2 separate regions of the Homo sapiens genome follow, and region 1 is linked to region 2. Evidence: read pairs that join two places in POLR2A ChIA-PET (ENCODE). Cell type or tissue: PC-9. All regions are shown on one strand. Each heading gives the region's core, and the rest is flanking DNA. Links, peaks and the distances in the headings are about the cores only. Region 1 has its middle 66 kb from the start of TNFRSF13B. Region 2 holds the start of PLD6 (phospholipase D family member 6).

Evidence for each region. ChIA-PET counts read pairs that join two places held together with the same protein. Peaks named below come from ENCODE experiments on the same cell type or tissue, not always from the same donor. Only the 100,000 strongest peaks of a DNase experiment are listed, where the experiment ranks them.
Region 1: POLR2A ChIA-PET joins it to region 2 with 12 read pairs; 2 of 35 experiments call an interaction of 5 or more read pairs at or near these places.

The regions. Positions count from the first base shown.
Region 1 is chr17:16,904,677-16,907,583 of GRCh38, reverse strand. No RefSeq gene overlaps it. Among named protein-coding and RNA genes, the nearest start is that of TNFRSF13B, 66 kb to the left of the region's middle. In PC-9, for the core only: no CTCF peak of the experiment used is centred there; DNase peaks (open chromatin) are centred at 733 and 1,563; H3K27ac peaks cover 1,970 bases.
Region 2 is chr17:17,204,745-17,207,651 of GRCh38, reverse strand. It overlaps PLD6 (phospholipase D family member 6), which reads left to right and starts at 1,319. Exons shown (of 2, transcript NM_178836.4): 1 at 1,319-1,792. The coding sequence starts at 1,366. RefSeq lists silencers at 1,011-1,060, 1,101-1,350, 1,471-1,520, 1,541-1,660 and enhancers at 286-1,125, 2,181-2,300. In PC-9, for the core only: no CTCF peak of the experiment used is centred there; DNase peaks (open chromatin) are centred at 1,401 and 2,141; H3K4me3 peaks cover 1,978 bases; H3K27ac peaks cover 1,557 bases.

The sequences.
Region 1 (2,907 bases), core at 215-2,714, 300 kb after region 2:
GAAATAAACCTTCATGCAGACACCAAAGCCCTTCAGGGAAGAGGTGCAAGTGCTCGAATGTCACCTCCCTGACTACTGTATATATACTGCACCATTCACCCAACATTCCCAATCCTCCTTCCCTGCTTTATTTCTCTCCACAGTAATATCCCCTTCAAATATGGTACATATGTTACCTTCTATTTCAGTTAACTGCCAGACCCAATGACAATGTAAGTTCCATGAGAGCAGGGACTGTTGCCTGTTTCATTCACTGTGGAAACCCCAGCACCTACAATATTAACTGGAGCTGAACAGGTCCCTGAACACAAGTTCATTATTGGATTAATATATGGAAGGAGGCTGAAAGAAACCAGAGATGACACAAATAAGTGGAAAAATATTCCATGATCATGAATCGGAAGCATCAATATCATTAAAGTGGCCATATTGCCCAAAGCACTTTACAGATTCAATGCTATTCCCATCAAACTACTCTTCACAGATTTAGAAAAAACTATTTTGAAATTCATATGGAACTAAAAAGGACCCTGAATAGCCAAAGCAGTCCTAAGCAAGAACAAAAAAGCTGGAGGCATCATACTACTGGAATTCAAACTATACTATAACTCTACAGAAACCACAACAGCATGTTGCTAGTATAAAACCCAGACACATAGATCTTTGGAATAGAATAGAGAACTGAGATAAAGCTGCATACCTACAGTTATCTGATCTTCAACAAAAACAAGCAATGGGGAAAGGACTTCCTATTCAGAAATTGATACTGAGATAACTGGTTAGCCATATGCACAAGAATGAAACTAGACACCTACCTTTCACCACATAAAAAAACTAACTGAAGATGGATTAAAGATTTAAACGTAAGACCTTTGGGAGGCCGAAGCGAGCAGATCACGAGGTCAGGAGATTGAAACCATCCTGGCTAACATAGTGAAACCCCGTCTCTACTAAAAACAAAAAAAATTAGCCAGGCATGGTGGCGGGCGCCTGTAGTCCCAGCTACTCAGGAGGCTGAGGCAAGAGAATGGCGTGAACCCAGGAGCCGGAGCTTGCAGTGAGCTGAGATCGCGCCACTGCACTCCAGCTTGGGGGACAGAGTGAGACTCCATCTCAAAAAAAATAAAAAATAAAAAATAAAAATGCAAGACCTCAAACTATTAAAATTATAGAAGAAAACCTAGGAAATACCCTTCTCGACATTGGCCTTGGCAAAGAATTTTTGGTTAAGTCCCCAAAAGCAATTGCAATAACAACCAAAAGAGGTGGAATCTAATTAAACTAAAGAGCTTCTGCACAGCAAAGAAAACTATCAACAGAGTAAATAGACAACTTACAGAATGGGAGAAATATTCACAAACGATGTATCTAATATCCAGAATCTATAGCAAAAACTTAAATCAACAAGCAAAAAACAAATAACCCCATTAAAAAATGGGCAAAGGACATGAATAGACATTTTTCAAAAGAAGACATACAAGTGGCCAACAAACGTATGAAAAAATGCTGATCATCACTCATCACCAGAGAAATGCACATCAAAACCACAATCAGATGCCTTCTCACATTAGTCAGAATGGCTACTAAAAAGTCAAACAAATAACAGATGCTGATGAGACTGTAGAGAAAAGGGAGCACTTATACACTGTTGGTGGAAATGTAAATTAGTTTAGCCAGTGTAGAAAGCAGTTTGGAGATTTCCCAAAGATCTTCAAACAGAGCTACCATTTGACCCAGCAATCTCATTGGATATGTACCCAAAAGAAAACAAATAATTGTACCAAAAAGACATGTGCACTCCATATGTTCATTCCAATACTAGTCACAATAGCAAAGACATGGAATGAACCTAAATACCCATCAATGATAGACTGGATAAAGAAAATACGGTACATATACATGATGAAATACTACACAGCCATAAAAAAAGAAGGAAACCATGTCCTTGGCAGCAAGACAGATGCAGCTGGAGACCATTATCTTAAGCAAACTAAGGCAGGAACAAAAAACCCAATACTGTATGTTCTCACTTATAAATGGGAGCTAAACATAGAGACACAGAGACACAAGACGGGAACAACAGACACTGGGGACTCTGAAAGGGGTGAGGCAGGGTCGGGGACAAGGCCTGAAACGCTAACCATCGTATACTATGCTCACTACTTGAGTGATGGGATCAACTGTACCCCAAACCTCAGCATCACACAATATCGCAGTCTAACAAACCTGCACATGTACCCCCTCAATCTAAAAATACATACATATGTACACACACACGGAGAGCGACAGGGATTGAACATAACCTATCATGCTGTACTTTGGTGAGGTAAAAAGAAAGTCATTTTAAGTAAAATGCACATGGCTACTGGTTTTCAAAAAGACTATGAACCATCTGACTTTCACCACTTTTTTTTGGCTTCCTAACTCAGAGAGAACGAGCCTAAGAGGCATCATAAACAAACAGGTCTAGACACCATATTTTGTGAAGAGTAAATAAACCAGACACATATTTATATTTCTAATTTTACAGAGATTTAACAATGAATAAAAATTACTCCAGGCAAAATGAGTTTTGGGTTTCATCAAATGTAAAATATTTTGAAAGCTAATCCAAAATATTCACACACACACACACACACACACACACACACACACACACAATCACGCCAGCAGGAAATACTATTCTTATGATCAAGATTGGAAACATCTTATTTTCTATCTCTTCCCCGCAATCTCATTATGACTAGGTTACATCATAAAAGGGCACTAATGAACACGTGAATTGCCTTTGCATATCCACTCTGGCAGCTGCCTCGGTCCATTTCTGTCAGGTGGGGGACAGCACAGGTGGCATCAGTGGGGTCATTCTTGAATGAATGCTCTTTTTAACTGTTTTCTTCAATTTCC
Region 2 (2,907 bases), core at 284-2,783:
CCTGCTGACGCCTTTTTGGGTTGTTCTAGGCACATACGCCTGCCAGGACACGTGCTTGTGTTAATGGATCCCGCCCTTTCTCCTAGGAGTGGGATAGCTGGATCATATGGAAGGTGCAAGTTTAATATTTTAATAAACTTTTAATTTAGAATAATTTGCTTTACAGAAAAGTTTCGAATATAGAACAGAGAGATCCATTTACCCCCACGCAGCTTCCTTTGTTAACCTTTTACATTCCTTTCATACATTTGTCAAAGCTAAGAAACTGACATTGGTACAATGCGATTAAGCTCCAGACTTTATTTGGCTCTCACCAGTTTTTCCGTGAATGTCTTCTTTCGGTTCCAGGATCCAGCCCAGACCACCACATTGCCCCGTTTCCCTATGCCCCCGGCCCAGTGCCCTCGGCTGCCTTAGTCTCTTCCTCTGTTTATGCTTAAAGCAGGGCAGGCCTTCCAACAACGCCGGCTGGAAAAAACCTCTTGGGCTAGGAAAAAACCTCTGGGCCGACACCGCCTCCAGTATGCTGGGTTCCAATGCTGCCTCCAGCTGTGTTGATTCCCTGATTATCTGTGTTCCCAGGTCATTCCCCAGCCCAGCCTAGCTGCTCCCGAGAAGACAGTGAAGGTGTGACCCCACATTTCCAGAGCAGCTCTGCTGTGCTCCATGCGAGGAAAGCCGGGGTTGCTGTGGCTTCTAGCGCGGAGAGCGGTCTCTGGCCTGGGCAGGTGACGGGTGTGCTAGGGCCCGTGGCCCGCGGGTGTGCAGGTGCTGCCTGGTGGCGCGGGCTTGGGGACGTGGCTTGGCACGTGGTGGGAGGTGGAACCTGGAGGGCGTGGCCGAGCGCCTGGCTGGAAGGAAAATGGGGGGCACAGCCTGGCGTTGGGGGGTGGAGGGTGTCTGTGGCAGGGGGCGTGGCCTGGCGCGTGGAGGGAGGCGTGGTCACCTGTTGAGGGTTGGGGGCGGGCTGATGGGAGGCGTGGGTTCAGCTTGGTGCGTGACAGTTGTGGGGGCATGGCGCGGCCTAGCGCGTGGCCCTCGGGGGCTGAGGGCGTGACCTTGCACGTGGCCGTTGGTGGGGCGTGACGGGGGCGTGGCCTGGCGTGTGGCCATGGGTGCTGGGCGTGGCCTGGCACGTGGCCTGGCACGTGGCCGTTGGCGCTGCGTGACGGGGGCGTGGCCTGGTGCGTGGCAATTGGCAGGACGTGATAGGGCGTGGCCTGGCGCGTGGCCATGGGGGGCTGGGCGTGGCCTGGCACATGGCCGCTGGCGGCGCGTGACGGGGGCGTGGCCTGGCGGTCTAGGGCTGGGGGCGCGCAGACTCCGCTGCGGCGGCGTGGCTGTGGGTCCCGGATTAGCGGCGGCATGGGACGGTTGAGTTGGCAGGTGGCGGCCGCGGCGGCTGTGGGCCTGGCTCTGACTCTGGAGGCGCTGCCTTGGGTGCTGCGCTGGCTGCGGTCCAGGCGGCGGCGGCCGCGGCGCGAGGCGCTGTTCTTCCCGTCTCAGGTGACCTGTACCGAGGCCCTGCTGCGGGCTCCGGGCGCGGAGCTGGCCGAGCTCCCCGAGGGCTGCCCGTGCGGCCTGCCCCACGGCGAGAGCGCGCTAAGCCGCCTGCTGCGTGCCCTGCTGGCCGCCCGCGCCAGCCTGGATCTCTGCCTGTTCGCCTTCTCCAGCCCGCAGCTGGGCCGCGCCGTGCAGTTGCTGCACCAGCGTGGGGTGCGAGTGCGGGTCGTCACCGACTGCGACTACATGGCCCTCAACGGCTCGCAAATCGGTCTGCTGCGCAAGGCAGGTAGGCCCGGCGGGGTCCAAGCGGAGAAGGCCGGCTTGGCCCACGCGGGGTCCTAGGCGCAAAGGTGGACACTTAGGGGAGGGGGTCTGGGGACGGGCTGAGGCCTCATTTACTTTCCTCGTGGCCTTGTGGGGTCGGGGTGGTGTAACGCGGAGAAAGCAGAGCCCCCACAGAAGGTCTAGCCGGCTGCGTGGGCATAAGCGAGCCGGACCCTCGGTGCCTCCGCGGTGGGGGCGGTTCTCTCAGTGAACTGTCCCGGCATGCTGGAAGCAGGTGGGCCTGCGTGTGCCGGGTTAGAGGCGGAGCAGATTCCCCTAGCAACTCCTCGGGCGCCGCCGGCGGAGTTTTCGTGACTGCTGCAGCCCGGGCCCGCCCTCCTACGCTGCCGGAGATCCCCGGACGGCCTCTGGTAACCTGGATCCTGGTGGCAGGGGAGCTGGACGCCAGGGTTGTGCTTGGACTTCCAGACTGAAGGGCTCTGGGGAGAGGCGGCCACCTGCTGCCCAGTGAATCTCAGGCCACTGGGCTCTGGGAGACCTGAACATGTTCTAGAAAGCAGCGCCAGGACATTCGGTTGTTTTCCCAGCTGCAAAAGGAGGGGAACACATATTTCTGGCGGGGGCGCCTCTCTCATGGGGTGGGGACAGAAGGGACCAGGAAATGTGAATAATTGGGATCCTTGTCCCACCTGAGGATTCTCAGTCCATCCTGGCCCAGTTCGGCGGCCCAGCCTGCTGTTGCCTTTTGTGTATCTGCACTCACAGACTCTTGGGCCTGTCTCTGTCTCCATCACTCAGGCACCCAGAAAGTCACGCCTGCACGTGCAACGGTTGGATCTGATAATACTGGTGGTCGCAGTGACCGAGAGATGTGTGGAGCCCTGGGAATTGTCCAGGCTGGGCAGTGGTCACCGCCGCGCTGTTCCTTCTGCACAGCCATAGCCTCTTGTTGACTTGGGCCTCAGAGCAGCCTCTCCAGAGTCAGCCAGGGTCCCTCCCTGCTCTGGGTGGTGTGGGGCATGTTGCACGCCATGTGGGAGCAGAGTGGGGCACGTGGTTTTCATATTGAGGATGTCTCCTTCTCTTTGGGGCAGCCACAAGAGCTGTCCTCCCATG